Linked DNA regions of Homo sapiens: region 2 is linked to region 1. The links are chromatin contacts, found by Hi-C or POLR2A ChIA-PET in ENCODE. All regions are on one chromosome and are shown on one strand. The core of a region is the stretch at or near the end of the contact, and the rest is flanking DNA. Distances in the headings are between cores, read along the strand shown. Region 1 has its middle 33 kb from the start of CDC42SE2. Region 2 overlaps LOC105379173 (a long non-coding RNA gene).

Region 1 (7,189 bases), core at 1,735-4,234:
TCTGTTTATTTGCATTATTGAAATCCAGTGGCTTTCAAATATGGGATAGTTCAATAACTTCCAGAATTCTAGAATTGGAGGTGATATAAAGAAGTTTAAAAAAGGAAATTTGGCCAGGTGCAGTGGCTCACGCCTGTAATCTGAGCACTTTGGGAGGCCAAGGTGGGCAGATCTCTTGAGTGCAGGAGTTTGAGACCTGCCTGGGCAACATGGCAAAATCCTGTCTCTACAAAAAAATACAAAAATCATCCGGAGGCTGGGCGTACTGGCTCATGCCTGTAATCCCAGCACTTTGGGAGGCCAAGGCAGGCAGATCACTTGAGATTAGGAGTTAGAGACCAGCGTGGCCCTGTCCATGGTTAGTAGAGACCTTGGCGAAACTCCATCTCTACTAAAAATACAAAAAATAGCCAGGCATGGTGGTGTGCACCTGTAATCCCAGCTACTTGAGAGGCTGAGACATGAGAATCGCTTGAACCTGGGAGGTGGAGGTTGCAGTGAGCTGAGATTGCACCACTGCACTCCAGCCTGGGAGACAGAGCAAGACCCTGTTTAAAAAAAAAAAATTATCCAGGTGTGGTGGTAGGTACCTGTAGTCCCAGCTACTCAGGAGGCTGTGGTAGGAGGATAGCTTGAGCCCAGGAAGTTGAGGCTACAGTGAGCTGTGATTGTGCCACTGCACTCCAGCCTGAACAACAGAGCAAGACCTTGTCTCAAGAAAGAAAGAGAGACAGAGAGAGAGAGAAAATGAAGAGTAAACACAGAGCAACTCTGGTCCTGATGGCTTTCAATTTCCCATGAAGTCCATTGGAATTCTGGCTTCAGTCTTTGACTTCTGTGAGATTTATATCCTTTATGTGAGTTACTCAAGGCTCTGTTCCCTGCAATAAAAGACACATGACTCTAAAAGTAATTAAAATTACATTATTTTTTCCTATAGTGCAAATACCAGCAGCTTTAGCTCCTTACCGTCTTTTAGGGTGTATATCCTCATCATGGACAGAATGTTTGTGTCCCCCTCAAATCACATGTTGAGGCCCTAATTCCCAGTGTGGCTCTATTTGGTAAGGGGCCGCTGAGGAAGTGATTGAGGTTATGTGACCATAAGGATGGGTTTATAAGAAGAAACAACAGAGAGTTTGCTAACTTGCTCCCTTGAGCACATGCACCAAGGAAGGCCATGTGAGGACACAGCAAGAAGGCAGCTGTCTGCAAGCCAGGAAGACAGCTCTCACCAGAAACTAAATTGGCTAGAATCTTGATCTTGGACTTCTAGCTTCTAGAACTCTGAGAAAATTAATTTCTGCTGTTTAAGCCATCCAGTGTGTGGTATTTTGTTGGGGCAGCTGGAGCAGACTAATACAATCCTGAGGTTCTTTCAGAAGTATATCCTGAAGTTTCTGAAGTCCCAGAATGCTACTGTGTGGAGCAAAATCAACTCATTCTCATGGAGAGAACCAGGCTCTCATTCCTAGAAATTTAAAAAACTACATAGACTTATAATTACCTTATGGGGTGTGTGTGTGTGTGTGTATGTGTGTTTTTAGAGATCGGGTTCTTGCTATGTTGTCCAGACTGATCTCAAACTCATGGACTTAAGTGATCCTCCCACCCCAGCCTCCCAAAGTTCTAGGATTACAGGCATGAGCCGCTGCACCCAGCCTATTTTTCTTTTATTTAATATAAACTGAACATTAATTAACCCTATACAATTTCTTCCTGTAGCCTGTAATTTAATTTACTATGTAATTTTATTTTTGTTATTATTATTATTATTATTTTAATTGAGAAGGGAGTCTCACTGTGTTGCCTGAAATGGTCTTGAGCTCTTGGGCTCAAGCAATTCTCCCGCCTCAGCCTCCCAAGTAGCTGAGACTATGGGCAGGTGCCAATGCACCTGGCTAATTTACTCAGTAATTGTTTTTTTAGCAATTTAAGAAAACTTGGAGCTCTGACCTAAAGTAGGTTGTTTGTTTGTTTTTAAATAAAGAAGAGAGAAAGGCCGGGCATAGTGGTTCATGCCTATAATCCCAGCACTTTGGGAGGCCAAGGTGAGTGGATCTCCTGAGCCCAGGAGTTTGAGACCAGCCTAGGCAACATGGGGAAACCCCATCTCTATTAAGAATACAAAAATTAGCCACGCATGGTGGCACGAGCCTGTAGTCCCAGCTACTCAGGGAGCTGAGGTGGGAAGATCACTTGAGCCTGGCATATAGAGGTTGCAGTGAGTCAAGATTACGCCACTGCACTCCAGCCTGGGTGAGAGAGCAAGACCTTGTCTCAAAAAAAGAAAAAAGAAAACTGTAACAGGTATCTATCTATGTACACAGAGCCAAGATTTAACACTATCATTTTACCATGTTTTCTTTGAATATCCTTTCTTTTCATTTAAGAAATAAAACCTTTCCAATATCATTTATAAGCATGGTATTGATTTTATTTAATGATCTAGTACCCAGAAGCACTAGAAGGTTGCTGAGCATCCTACTTGTTCTAATGACAATTCTGTCGCCTCCTTTTAATTTCGCATAATTTCCTTTGGGCTTGTCCTATTGCTGAATCTAAGGCTTCCAGTACAATGTTCACTGGAAAGCATTAAGGGCAGGCATCTTTGTCCTGTACTTGTCTTCAAAGGAAATTTTTCTACTGTTTCACCACTCATAATGATGTTTGTTGCAGTTTACTGGATACCTATTTCAATTATTAACCAATTTTTGAAAATGTAAACCACTTAAGTATTTCAAACAGGAAAGTTAGCTCGGGGAATTAATTACAAAATTATTGAAAAGGCGAAGGGGCAAAAAAGTGAAAAATGGTGTCACTCCAAGCCCAGGAAGTCTGTGCTTCTGAGCAGCTGCAGCACAGCTATTTCTGCTGCTAGAGGCTGCTGCAGAAGAAAACAAATGGATTCTCTCCCTTTGCCACCTTTTAAATCCCCACCATTGTCTCCTACTGACAGAATTGAACCAAACCACAGCAAGGGAACATGGGAAATGTAGTTGTCAGCCTTCCAGCCCTCCAGTGATAGAGAAGAGAAAATGCAAATGCAGGAAAGAAACCGAAAACTAAAAGTCAAATAAATTTCACAGTATTCTCCTTCACATTAGGGAGTTTCTGTCTATTCGTAGTCTTCCAAGGGGTTTATCGTTTGTTTACGTTTTCTGCACCTATTGAGACGTTAATATAGCTTTGCTTTTTAAATCTCTTAACGAGAATAATGAATTATATTACAGATTTTCTCATTGTTAAACCTGTTTTGCATTTCTGCTATAAAGCCTACTTGATCATGATACATCTATAAACATACATACACACACATGTATGTATATGTTTTCTATATGTGTATTTACATGCTTGATTTTATTTCCTAACATTTTGTTTAGGGATTTTACGTAAATGTTTATCAGCAGTATTGACCTTTAGTTTTTCTTTCTCCTTGCTGTCTTTGTGTAATTTTGTATCAAAGTTATACCAGTTATACCAGTTTGTGTCTTCTCCCTCCTTTTTAATTCTCTGGAAGATTAATTGTTATTTGAAGTTTGGCTTTTTAAAAATCTCCTATAAAACACTAAACCTAGTACTTTAAATGAGGACTTGTTTTAGATTAATGATTGTATTTTCATTCATATTTTTCTTTTTGAATCTGTTTCTGGAATTAATATTTTTCTAGAACATTATCTTTTTTTAAGATTTTCAAATTCAGTGGCATAAAACTATTAGAAGTATTTTAAAATAAATTTTAATATCCCAACTCTATCAGATCATTTTTGTTGCATAACAAATCATGCAAAAGCAACAAAAAAAACATGTATTGTTTGTTATGATTCTGTGAGTTGGCTGAATGGTTTCTTTCGGTCTGGGCCAGTTTGGTTGGGACTGAATGGTCTAATCTAACACGACCTTTCTCATATCTCTGGTGTTTGGCCGGCTGGTTAATCTAAAGAGGCCTATCTGAAATTATCTTGTCTTTTACTTGTGAGTTTAATCAGTTCACATTAATTGTGATTTCTGATGTATTTTAATTTATTACTACCAGTCTTACCTTTGCTTTTTGTTTCTTCCTTTTTGCCTTCTGTTGAAATCATTAACTTTTCTTCACCCTTTCTCTATTTTAGAATTGTTATACTTTTTTTTCTTTTTTCTTTTTTCTTTTTTTTGGAAATGGAGTCTCACTCTGTCGCCCAGGCTGGAGTGTGGTGGCACGATCTCCACTCACTGCAACCTCCACCTCCCAGGTTCAAGCGATTCTCCTGCCTCAGCCTCCCAAGCAGCTGGGATTACAGGTGCGCACCATGACCCCTGGCTAACTTGTATTTTTAGTAGAGACAGGGTTTCACCACGTTGGCCAGGCTGGTCTCAAACTCCTGACTTCAAGTGATCCACCCGCCTTGGCCTCCCAAAGTGCTGGGATTGCAGGTGTGAGCCACCACGCCCACCCTAGAATTACTGTACATTTGTTACCTATTTTTTTTTTCTTTTGAGACAGGGTCTTACTCCAGTAGCCCAGGCTGGAGGGCAGTGGCTTGATCTCGGCTTACTGCAGCCTTGACTTCCCGAACTCAGGTGATCCTCCCACCTCAGCCTCCCTAGTAGCTGGGACTACAGGCGTTCACCACTGTGTCCTGCTAATTTTTGTGTTTTTTGTGGAGACGGGGTTTCTCCATGTTGCCCAGGCTGGTCTTGAACTCCTGAGCTCAAGTGATCTGCCCATGTCGGCCTCCCCAAAGTGCTAGGATTACAGGTTTGAACCACCACACCCTGCCTATACCTATTCTTTTAGTGGTTACCTTAAAATGTTATCCTGGGCACAGTGGCTCACGCCTGTAATCCCAGCACTTTGGGAGGCTGAGGCGGGTGGATTACCTAAGATCAGGGATTTGAGACCAGCCTGACCAACATGATGAAACCCCATCTCTACTAAAAATACCAAACATTAGCCAGGTGTGTTGGCGGGCGCCTGTAATCCCAGGTACTTGGGAGGCTGAGGCAGGAGAATTGCTTAAACACAGGAGGCGGAGGTTGCAGTGAGCCGAGATCATGCCACTGCACTCCAGCCTGGGAAACAAAAACAAGACTCGGTCTCAAAAAAAAAAAAAAAAAAAAACAAAACAGAAATATTATCCCGTCTTTAAAATAGCTCAAGTTTAAAATGTGTTTACCCTCTTTTTGACTAATCCTCATCATGCTTTTTCTGCCTAATTCCCATCATCTTCCATATTATTGTTCTCTGATATTTTAATTTATTTTTAATTATTTTATGTTTTGACTAGGCTGCACACAGTAAAAAAAAAAAGAAAAAAATTTTTTGAAAGCTACAAAAAGGTGTACAGTGGAAAGGCTTCTTCCCATCTCTGTCCCTTGCTTCCAAGATCACCTTCTCAGAGGCAACCATTAGTACCAGCTCCTTGAATATCCCACCAAAGGTAATGTGTGCATATACAAACACATACGGGTCTGTATATATTTTTTCCTTTCTCGTATAAGGGATAGCATAAGACCCACACTGTTCTACATGTTGTTTTTCCATCTAAAAATATTTCTTGGAGATTATTTCCTATCAGTACATATATAACTATAATTCTTTATAATTTATATAAATATTTATGATAATACAATAGTTTTAAAATTCTTAAAATGGCCATTGTATGCATGTAGCATAATATATTTAATCAGTCACCTACTATGGATATTTATGTTGTTTAATGTCTTTGCTACTAAAAACAATTTTTTTGTTTTGGGACAGATTCTCACTGTCACCCAGGCAGGAGTGCAGTGATGCGATCTTGGCTCACCGCAACCTCCGCCTCCTGGGTTCAAGTGATTCTCCTGCCTCAGTCTCCCAAGCAGCTGGGATTATAGGCATGTGCCACCACACCCAGCTAATTTTTGTATTTTTAGTAGAGATGGGGTTTCACCCTGTTGGCCAAGCTGGTCTCGAACTGACCTCAGGTGATCCTCCCTGCCCCTGGCCTCCCAAAGTGCTGGGATTACAGGTGTAAGCTGCCATGCCGGCCTAAAAACAATATTTTAGTGAATATATTTGTATAGACCTCATTCTGCACACTATATGTATATTTGTAGTATAAATTCCTTAAAGGGCCTGCATCAAAGGGCATGTATGTTTTAATTTCAATCAATTCTCCAAATTTCTTTCATTATCGTCTTATATTCTGCCTCATTAAAACTTCCCATGTACCCCTCTCCATACTTTTTCTGCTTTTATTGGTGGATGTTGATACTCAGGGCAACCTTGAAAGCCTCATGTTGAAGAGGACAAAGTCACCATCAACCTATAGGTCCCTAAATGACTTCATGGATCAGACCTCCATCCCTACCTTTTCCTCTTTCCTTACCTGCTCTTACCACTAGGAAATCTGGCACTAGATTATTATATGTGCAAGAAAAAAAAATTCTGTTGTATTAAGTAAATGAAATGACGAAGTTTATTTGATGCAGCAACTAGCATTTCCCTATCTAGTCACCTTACAAACTCACTGAATAAATTTTTACAAATAATTGTTTTAAAAAAGATTTCTCTATATCCTTGCCAATGATTAGAAACATTTGTTGTTTGCAAATCAGATAGGTAAAGAATTCATCTTATTGAAGTTTTAAGTTGCATTTCTCTTATCTTATTAGGGTTTTCTGGATAAACAGAATCAATAGGAGATAGATAGATAGATAAATACATAGATAGATAGATAGGCCGGGCGCAGTGGCTCACTCCTGTAATCCCAGCACTTTGGGAGGCCCAGGCAGGTGGATCACAAGGTCAGGAGTTCAAGATCAGCCTGGCCAAGATGGTGAAACCCTGTCTGTATTAAAAATACAAAAATTAGCTGGGTGCAGTGGCGGGCGCCTGTAATCCCAGCTACTCGGGAGGCTGAGGCAGGAGAATTGCTTGAACCTGGGCGGCAGAGGTTGCAGTGTGCCAAGATCGTGCCACTGCACTCCAGCCTGGGTGACAGAGTGAGACTCTGTCTCAAAAAAAAAAAAGAAAAAAAAAGAAAAATAGATAGATAGATAAAGAGAAGATTTGTTATGGGAATTGGCTCATGCAATAATTATGGAGGCCAAAAAGTTCTTGCCTTCTAGAAGCTAAAGAACCAGAAAAGCTGGTGGTCCAATGTCCAAGGGCAGCAGAAGATGGATATTCTAGTTTAGAAGAAATAATTTGTCTTTTCTCTAC
Region 2 (7,189 bases), core at 3,149-5,648, 170 kb after region 1:
ATAGGGTTATTGTGAATTTCTATATTTTCTCTGTCCACTATTCTGTAATTTTTTTTTGTCCTGTGATTGCTTTTATTTTGAATTACAAAAAAGAAGTGTGATGGCACCTTGTCCACCCTGTCGTGATTATTCCAGTGAGATGTTACTGTTCTGCTCTGAAGAAGATACTGTCAGACGAATCCTGCATTTCCTTCAGCTGGCATGCATGCCTTTGGACTCATGGACAGAGTTCTTTGGATTGTCACTGAATTTTCAATGTTTAATCAGTATGGATCTGATCTTCGCATGATCTTTTTTGTGAATGCTAACACCATTTTGCAGTTTTTTTTTTCTATTTTAAACATTTTTCTTTTCACTGCCGACCCCCTGCCTTACGATTTTATTGGAAAGCAAGGACCTGCTATTATTTGTTAATTTGCCATCATTTATGTATATTTTGGAAGGTATGAGACCCACAAGCACAATGATCATTTTTATTTGTTTGTTTGTTTGAAACTTCAGCAGAATAGATATCTGCATGCTTTATGAAGTTGTTGCTTCGGTAAGAGCCCATGGGATGCCAGAAATTAACATTTCTTTGCTGCCATGGGCTGATGATGCTGCTATTAGATAAAGTTTAGCTGTGGCACCAAGTCACATCATTTTCATAGAAAAAGATTACTTGTAGCTTATTTTAGAAGTATGACCTTTTGGTCTGTTTGATTGATTGATTAGAATTGCAATAAAAGAAAAGCTTGCATTCATAAGGCATTCATTCTGTTGTAAATGTTCAATATATTTATTTTGAGAGCAAGGACCTGTGGTTGTAAACAGGTGTGGTTACAGGTGTGGTTATGTATCTGAGTGTTGCGGTCATACTCTCCTCCAGTCCAATCCTGAGCATCTTCATCTTATTAATTAGCTGTTCGTTTCTTTGTGCACTCATTCTTTTATTTTTACTTCTTTTTAATGTTATGGTATCCAGTTGTTTCCAGTAGCAGTTTCTTGAACTTCTGGCCTGTACTACTAACTGCAGACCTCCAGAGTCACTGGCCTTTCTGTGCTCTACATATTATTTTAGGGGCCACATCAGTTGCCAAGAGCAACATACATACCGACCTGGCTGAATTATTGCCAGTGAAAACAACCTGTACGAAGCCTTTGCTCAGGTTCTAAAATATGTTTGTCCTTGCACGAATTTTGTATATTTCAAATATTTCTGTAAAGGTTTCTTCTTTTCTGTTAGAGTGTGGTGTTAAGCCAGAGTCAGTGGTTTGTGTTCTCATTAAAATGTTTGTTTAAATCCTATGTCCAATTCAAGCCTATCTAACTACATTTGGTAGGATTAACATTTCATATAACAAATGGGGCTTAATTAAAAACTTTAACTTGGAATAAAGGAACAGGGATCACTTTATCTTCTGCCTTCATTTACCTTAGTCCAAGATTCTTGCAAAACAGGCAACTGAACAAACATTAGGTTTATGTAGGTAAAATGTGAAAGCATTTCTCCTCCACTTTTTAAAATTTAATTTACCCAGTACAGCGGGGCACCAGATTACTTGATCTTTGTATTTTGCAGTTTTGAGCCTTTGTGTCAATCCCAAGCACAGAGAGGATCTGCCAAGGAAAAACATTTGCATCTTCGGAGTAGACATTTTGCAGTTTGTTTAATAACAACTTCTAAAGTAAGTTGAATTCATCCATTGTCACTGATTCACCAAGTGGATGTTGCATTGTGGAATTTGCCTGAGTACTGTTGTCATTCTGCTCAGCCAGGCACGGTCAGTTTCTTGGCCAGGGACATTGCTATGTGCTGTGTGCAAGCTCTTTAGAAGAGAGATTGGATTTTCTTGGCATTATCAGCACTCATGCTATTTAGTCTACTTCTATTTTGACTGACTCTTTAAATTAGTACAATTTTTCTACTTGTCATATAACTCCTGGAACAATAGTACGGGAAGCCGTGATCCTTTTCCCTGACTCATGATTTTAGTCTTTTTCCAAATCGCTGTTTTTTTTTTTTTTTTTTTTTTTTTTGCTGCTCCAACGACCAGCATGTGTTGGAGCAGATCTCCATGGTAAGCCAAAAGTGGACTTGTCAGCCTATAACTACTCTGCAGCTGCCACTAACTCTACAGGCACAGTAACTACACTTTATACAGGAGCACATGCCAAAGTGCCTGGGAGGTGCCAATAAAATCAAGAAATAAGAAAACTACAAAAAAAGATACGGTATTAACCTTGGACATAATTTTTTTTAGGGAGGCAGCTTTCCCACTTTTATAAAGGGGGTTGTAAATCTCAAGAGGTCATTTGTTCCCCATAGCAGCATATCTCATTTTTAAATTGAAGCGAATTAAATAGGATTTTACTACTCAACATTCATTATACTGTTAATCTTTGCTGAAATATATGCTAACAAATGTTAAGCAAGGGAAACTGAAGACTTAGTCATGTGGATTGTTAGCAGTGATCTGCATTCTGTAAAAGAGGTACTTTCCCATGATGTAGGCATGAAGTGGTGCCAGTAAGCGTAGAGCGGAAATGTTGACTTTAGTTAACATTGGGTTTAGCATTTCCAGTGCAGCATTATCAGTGGGCCTTTAAAAATACTTCGTAAGTACATTAGCTTTCACTTTGTTGTTAAATTATAGCAGACTCATTATAGAGAACAAGTTTGCCTTGATTTTGTTTAAAATGACTTCTGCTAAGCACCCAGAAGATAAAATTGACATATTTTTATAATATAAGCATACTTTTTTTGTACATTGTGTTCATTCTTGAATAAAATGAGTTCTGTGTTGGCTTGTAGATACTAAAAAGAAAGTATTGATTTTGATTCAATAAATGTTTTCTTTCAATCCTGGTTGGCCTTTCCTTTAAATTTTGTTTAGTTTTTCTTTTCTTTCAAGGAAGGAATTATTTACCAGAATTCAGTTAGAGCACCTTTTTTGCATTCTTATATTTTCAGTCATGATTCCTATCATGCAAAAAACAACTTAAAACTTTTTGATTTAAAAGAGAATTTAAATTTCTATCATTGTAATCTTTAACTTCACAGTTCACCTCTTAATTTAACAAATACCTAGTCAGAATGAAAATTAAATGGATAGAAATAGGACTAATAAAACATTTATGCCTGGTGCAGTGACTCACAACTGTAATCCCAGCTCTTTTGGAGATGGAGGTGGGTGGATAGTTTGAGACCAGCCTGGACAACATGGTGAAACCCTTTCTGTAAGTTTTTATTGCCTATCAACCACATGATTTTTAACAGAGGTATCAGATATCTACACAGCTTTCCATGATGAAGCATCTTGTCCTTATAGTATATGTAGGACTTAATTAAAATGAAATTAAATTAAGAATTCTCCTCATACTTAGCCACATTTCAGGTGCTTAGCAGTGTCATGTAGTGATCAGCTGCTGTATTAGGAAGTTATAGACTATTTCCACCATCACAGTTTGGGGAGTTAGTTTGTAGTTTGCCTCTAAAATGGTTTATGACACTGGTTCCCATAGGGAGTGATTTTGCTCCCCATGGAGACATTAGAGCAATGTCAGGAGACAGTTTTGGTCATCACAGCTTGAGGAGGGGGTGGTGCAGGCTCTGGGGAGTGGAAAGTAGGGATGCTGGTAAATATGCTGTGATGTACAGGACAGCCCCCACCACAAAGATTGATTGGGTCCAAAATGTCCGTGCCACAGCTAAAACCTGTTTTAAGACAAAGAAGATCTCTACGTCTGCATACTCACCAGGTGTAACCTGTTAGGGACTCTTCGTTGCATTAGATCATGTGCACAGGTAAGTGAGGTGTTCTGCTGGTCGAATACTGAGAATAGGTGAGTTAGGTTTTGTTTTATGAGAATTGCCACAAAACATTCTAAAAACAGAAAAGACAAATATTAGGAAAGACTATTTCAAAACTTCTGGTAACTTTTGTCCTTATCCCATATCCAAAGATTCTAAAAAGAAATTGGCTTAAAATGAAGTTCTTTGCAAAATAAAATTCTGACAATCCCAACTATGAAAAAGTATCTGAAGAAACTGATGTTGGTAGACCAAGAGCAATTACATTGTGAGCTTATGTTTTTAAAGGATATGCATAAAATGTTGAAGGAGGGGCACATAACCACAAAAAGAAATATCTATAAAATAATAGAGTATCAGAGTCTAGAAATTGCTAATATTTATGAAGACGCAAACATCTACAAAATTGATAAAGACGAAGGAAATTCTGTGCCCTCGGCTTAAAGTACACTATACACAAACTTAAAAGAAGTCATTGAAACTTTACCTTCTACTTGTCTCCATCTAGAATGGTCCAGTAAGAATGAAACCATTAAATTACTCATCTTCATCTGACTTTTTATGTTGTAGCACCTTAACTTTTGGTTTTCATAGTGTTTCTCAGACTATGAGGGTTTGCCTTTGATACCTTGTCCCAGGATTCCTTGAGCCCTGGAGTTCAAGGTTACAGTGAGCTTGACTTACGATGGTGCCTCTGCACTTCAGCCTGGGTGACAGAGCAAGACCCTGAATCTTTGAAAAAATAAAAGTGTTTTTCAATGAGCTGCTCCATCTATGCAGGAAGGAAAAAAAAAACTTTATTGTAGATATATGCAACCTCTAGGCTCATTTTGACCCCTACCTCATCTTTTTAATGCCCATCATCTTAATGTTGTATCTGGTTTGCCTTTGATGCCTAGAAGAAGAAAAAAATCTTTGCATTTACTAAAGAAAACAGTTACTCCCTGAGTAAGATCAAGTGTTTGATCTGGGACCTTATAAGGAAGTTCTCAAAGAATGGTGATCTTGGTATTGAAGAAAGCTGATTTTCATCTCATTAGAAGGTAATCTTTGCAGAAAAGTAAAGCCGGTGCTTCATTCTAACCCCCAGATTTTCTATTTTGTAAATCCAAGCTATGGAGTTCATTAGAGCTTTTACAACTCACTAGAACTCATGAGTTCAGTAGCTTTAGACAGTTAAATGCAGCTGAGAACCTGCCTTGGGGGCCCAGAAAGAATTCCTAGGCTTATGGGAATGTTTTTTGTTTTGTTTTTCTCCCTTAAAGGAGCAGCAAGCAAGTAACACACTTCTTTCAAAATCTTCAGAGCCTCACCTAGTTACCTATTTCTTAACCATTGCTTTAAGTTATATAAACATATTCATCCTTTTTATGTCTGTGTCTTTCAAATAAATATGTAAGCTGGCAGAGTCCTTTGCCTTAGACACCACGCCTTCCCCCAGAGCCTCCGCTGCTGCTGTGCTCTCCCGCAGGGCTTCATCTGCTGGGCGCTGCTTCCTTAGGGAGTATGTAAAACATTTCAGCTGCTGTTTCTGGGTTTCTGCAAAAAACTGTTTTTACTTTTCAGAAATACTGCAAAGGAAGTAAAAACCACTCTGCTTCTGTCTTTTGGCAAAACCACCCAGATTCCAAATGGGGTAATTTTAAGTTCAATCTCTTTCCAATGTCCATAATGTCCATTGTGTCCTATTATCATTTTTCACAAGTGTATGTAGGTTTTGCTCACCTGATTTTCTCTGGATAGGTACAGCGTAAGTGTACCTAATAAGGGACTCGACTGTCCCTCTCTAAATGCAGCCACATCCAATCTGTGCACAATGGAATTAAGGCCACAGACCATCTAAGCCAATAGCATAGAAGGATCTGTTACTCCTAAAACCAGAAACAGAAACAAGCAGTCCTTTGTCCCTTCTTCCCTCTTTTCAATCTGATATTCCTATAGGAAACTAGTATGATCAGATAGACATTTTAGAAAAGTATCAGCTGGGCATGGTGACGCATGTCTGTAGTCCCAGCTACTTTGGAGGGTGAGGCAGATGGATCACTTGAGCCCAGGACTTGGGTCCATCCTGGGCAACATAGCAAGACCCTATCTCTTTTAAAAAAAGAATCTAAGGGTTGGACACAGTGGTTCACGCCTGTCATCCCAACACTTTGGGAGGCCGAGGTGGGCAAATCACAAGGTCAGGAGTTCGAGACCAGCCTGGCCAACATGGTGAAACCCCATCTCTACTAAAAATACAAAAATTAGCCAGGCTTGGTGGTGCACATCTGTAATCCCAGGTACTCAGGAGGCTGAGGCAGGAGAATCGCTTCAACTCAGGAGGCGGAGGTTGCAGTGAGCCAAGATCGTGCCACTACACTCCAGCCTGGGCGACACAGTGACACTCCGTCTCAACAACAACAAAAGAATCTAGGAAATATTCATTCTACTGTGAAGGACACAGTAGAGGGTCAGGCAGTCCAATCTGTGATTAACGGGAGTTTTACAAAAAGCAAGGAAAATGCTCTTCAGAGGAAAAAGATTTTAAAAAAAAGTCTCTTGAAATTTCAAAAAATTTGTTTTTACATTTATACTTTCTCACTTCACAGCCCTCAAGGACGTTTTGTTCTGAAGACTCTCATATTCAGCTCTGGGAAATAATTATTTCTCTGATTATCCCTTCAACTTTTGAAGATTACCAGATTTCTCAACAGCAATACTGTGGTCTGGAATAAAAGGGGGCACTTCCCTCAGACTTTGGAGAAGACATTATTTTGAACTAGAATTCTGTCTACAGCCATACTCTCAATGAAGTAAGATGGCAGAATAAAGATGATTACACTAGCAATGAATGGCTTTACTTTCCACACACCCATCCTGAAAACACTCTGCAAGAATAGAGAACAAATCCAGTAATAAAATTAAATCTCAGGATTTCTAGGTCTGAAGCCAACCTAGAAGGCATTCTATCCAAATTAGAACAAACAATGAGAGATTTTTAGAACAACTGTTTACAAGAAGCATGATTAAATGGATACCATTCAATAGCAGGAAGATACCATGCATTCAAAACATTTTTTATCGAGCATTATGTGCCCAGGTACTGTTTAGACACTGAGGATACAGCAGTGAACAAATTTCTTAAGCCTCCAAGAGTTTTTATTCTAGTGGGGGGATGCAGAAAGACATTAAGCCAAATAAAGTGAATTATGTAACAGATTAGAAAATGGTAAGTGCTCTGGATAAATAACTGGGGATGTAGGAGAGGAATTGTAGTTTAAAATATCACCGTGCTGAGACAGTGACATTGAAGCTGAGATGTTAGTAATATAGTTAACACATTGTGTTAGGCCTTCTTGCATTGCTATAAAGAAATACCCAAGGCTGGGTGATTTATAAAGAAAAGAGGTTTAA

What was found. Hi-C counts contacts between places; a loop is a spot of excess contacts on that map. ChIA-PET counts read pairs that join two places held with the same protein, here RNA polymerase II (POLR2A). Pooled maps may share reads with other maps.
Region 2: a pooled map shows a loop between it and region 1 (2.0-fold over the local background). The contact joins two enhancer-like sites. A Hi-C loop is called at or near these places in 1 of 168 maps with a recorded cell type or tissue (GM12878), 14 of 37 single-sample maps with no recorded cell type and 8 of 50 pooled maps. POLR2A ChIA-PET finds 5 or more read pairs at or near these places in 4 of 52 experiments (T-cell, activated CD4-positive, alpha-beta memory T cell, activated T-cell and 1 more).

The regions. Positions count from the first base shown.
Region 1 is chr5:131,227,652-131,234,840 of GRCh38, forward strand. It overlaps a transcript of CDC42SE2 not described here. Among named protein-coding and RNA genes, the nearest start is that of CDC42SE2, 33 kb to the right of the region's middle. Within about 2 kb of position 2,985, at least 2 of the 41 ENCODE cell types and tissues checked have a DNase peak (open chromatin) inside an H3K27ac peak, as active enhancers do.
Region 2 is chr5:131,391,825-131,399,013 of GRCh38, forward strand. It overlaps LOC105379173 (a long non-coding RNA gene), which reads right to left. Exons shown (of 3, transcript XR_007058929.1): 3 at 2,816-7,189. CDC42SE2 (CDC42 small effector 2) reads left to right here. Exons shown (of 5, transcript NM_001375635.1): 5 at 1-2,848. Among named protein-coding and RNA genes, the nearest start is that of CDC42SE2, 130 kb to the left of the region's middle. RefSeq lists an enhancer at 4,199-4,398. Within about 2 kb of position 4,399, at least 2 of the 41 ENCODE cell types and tissues checked have a DNase peak (open chromatin) inside an H3K27ac peak, as active enhancers do.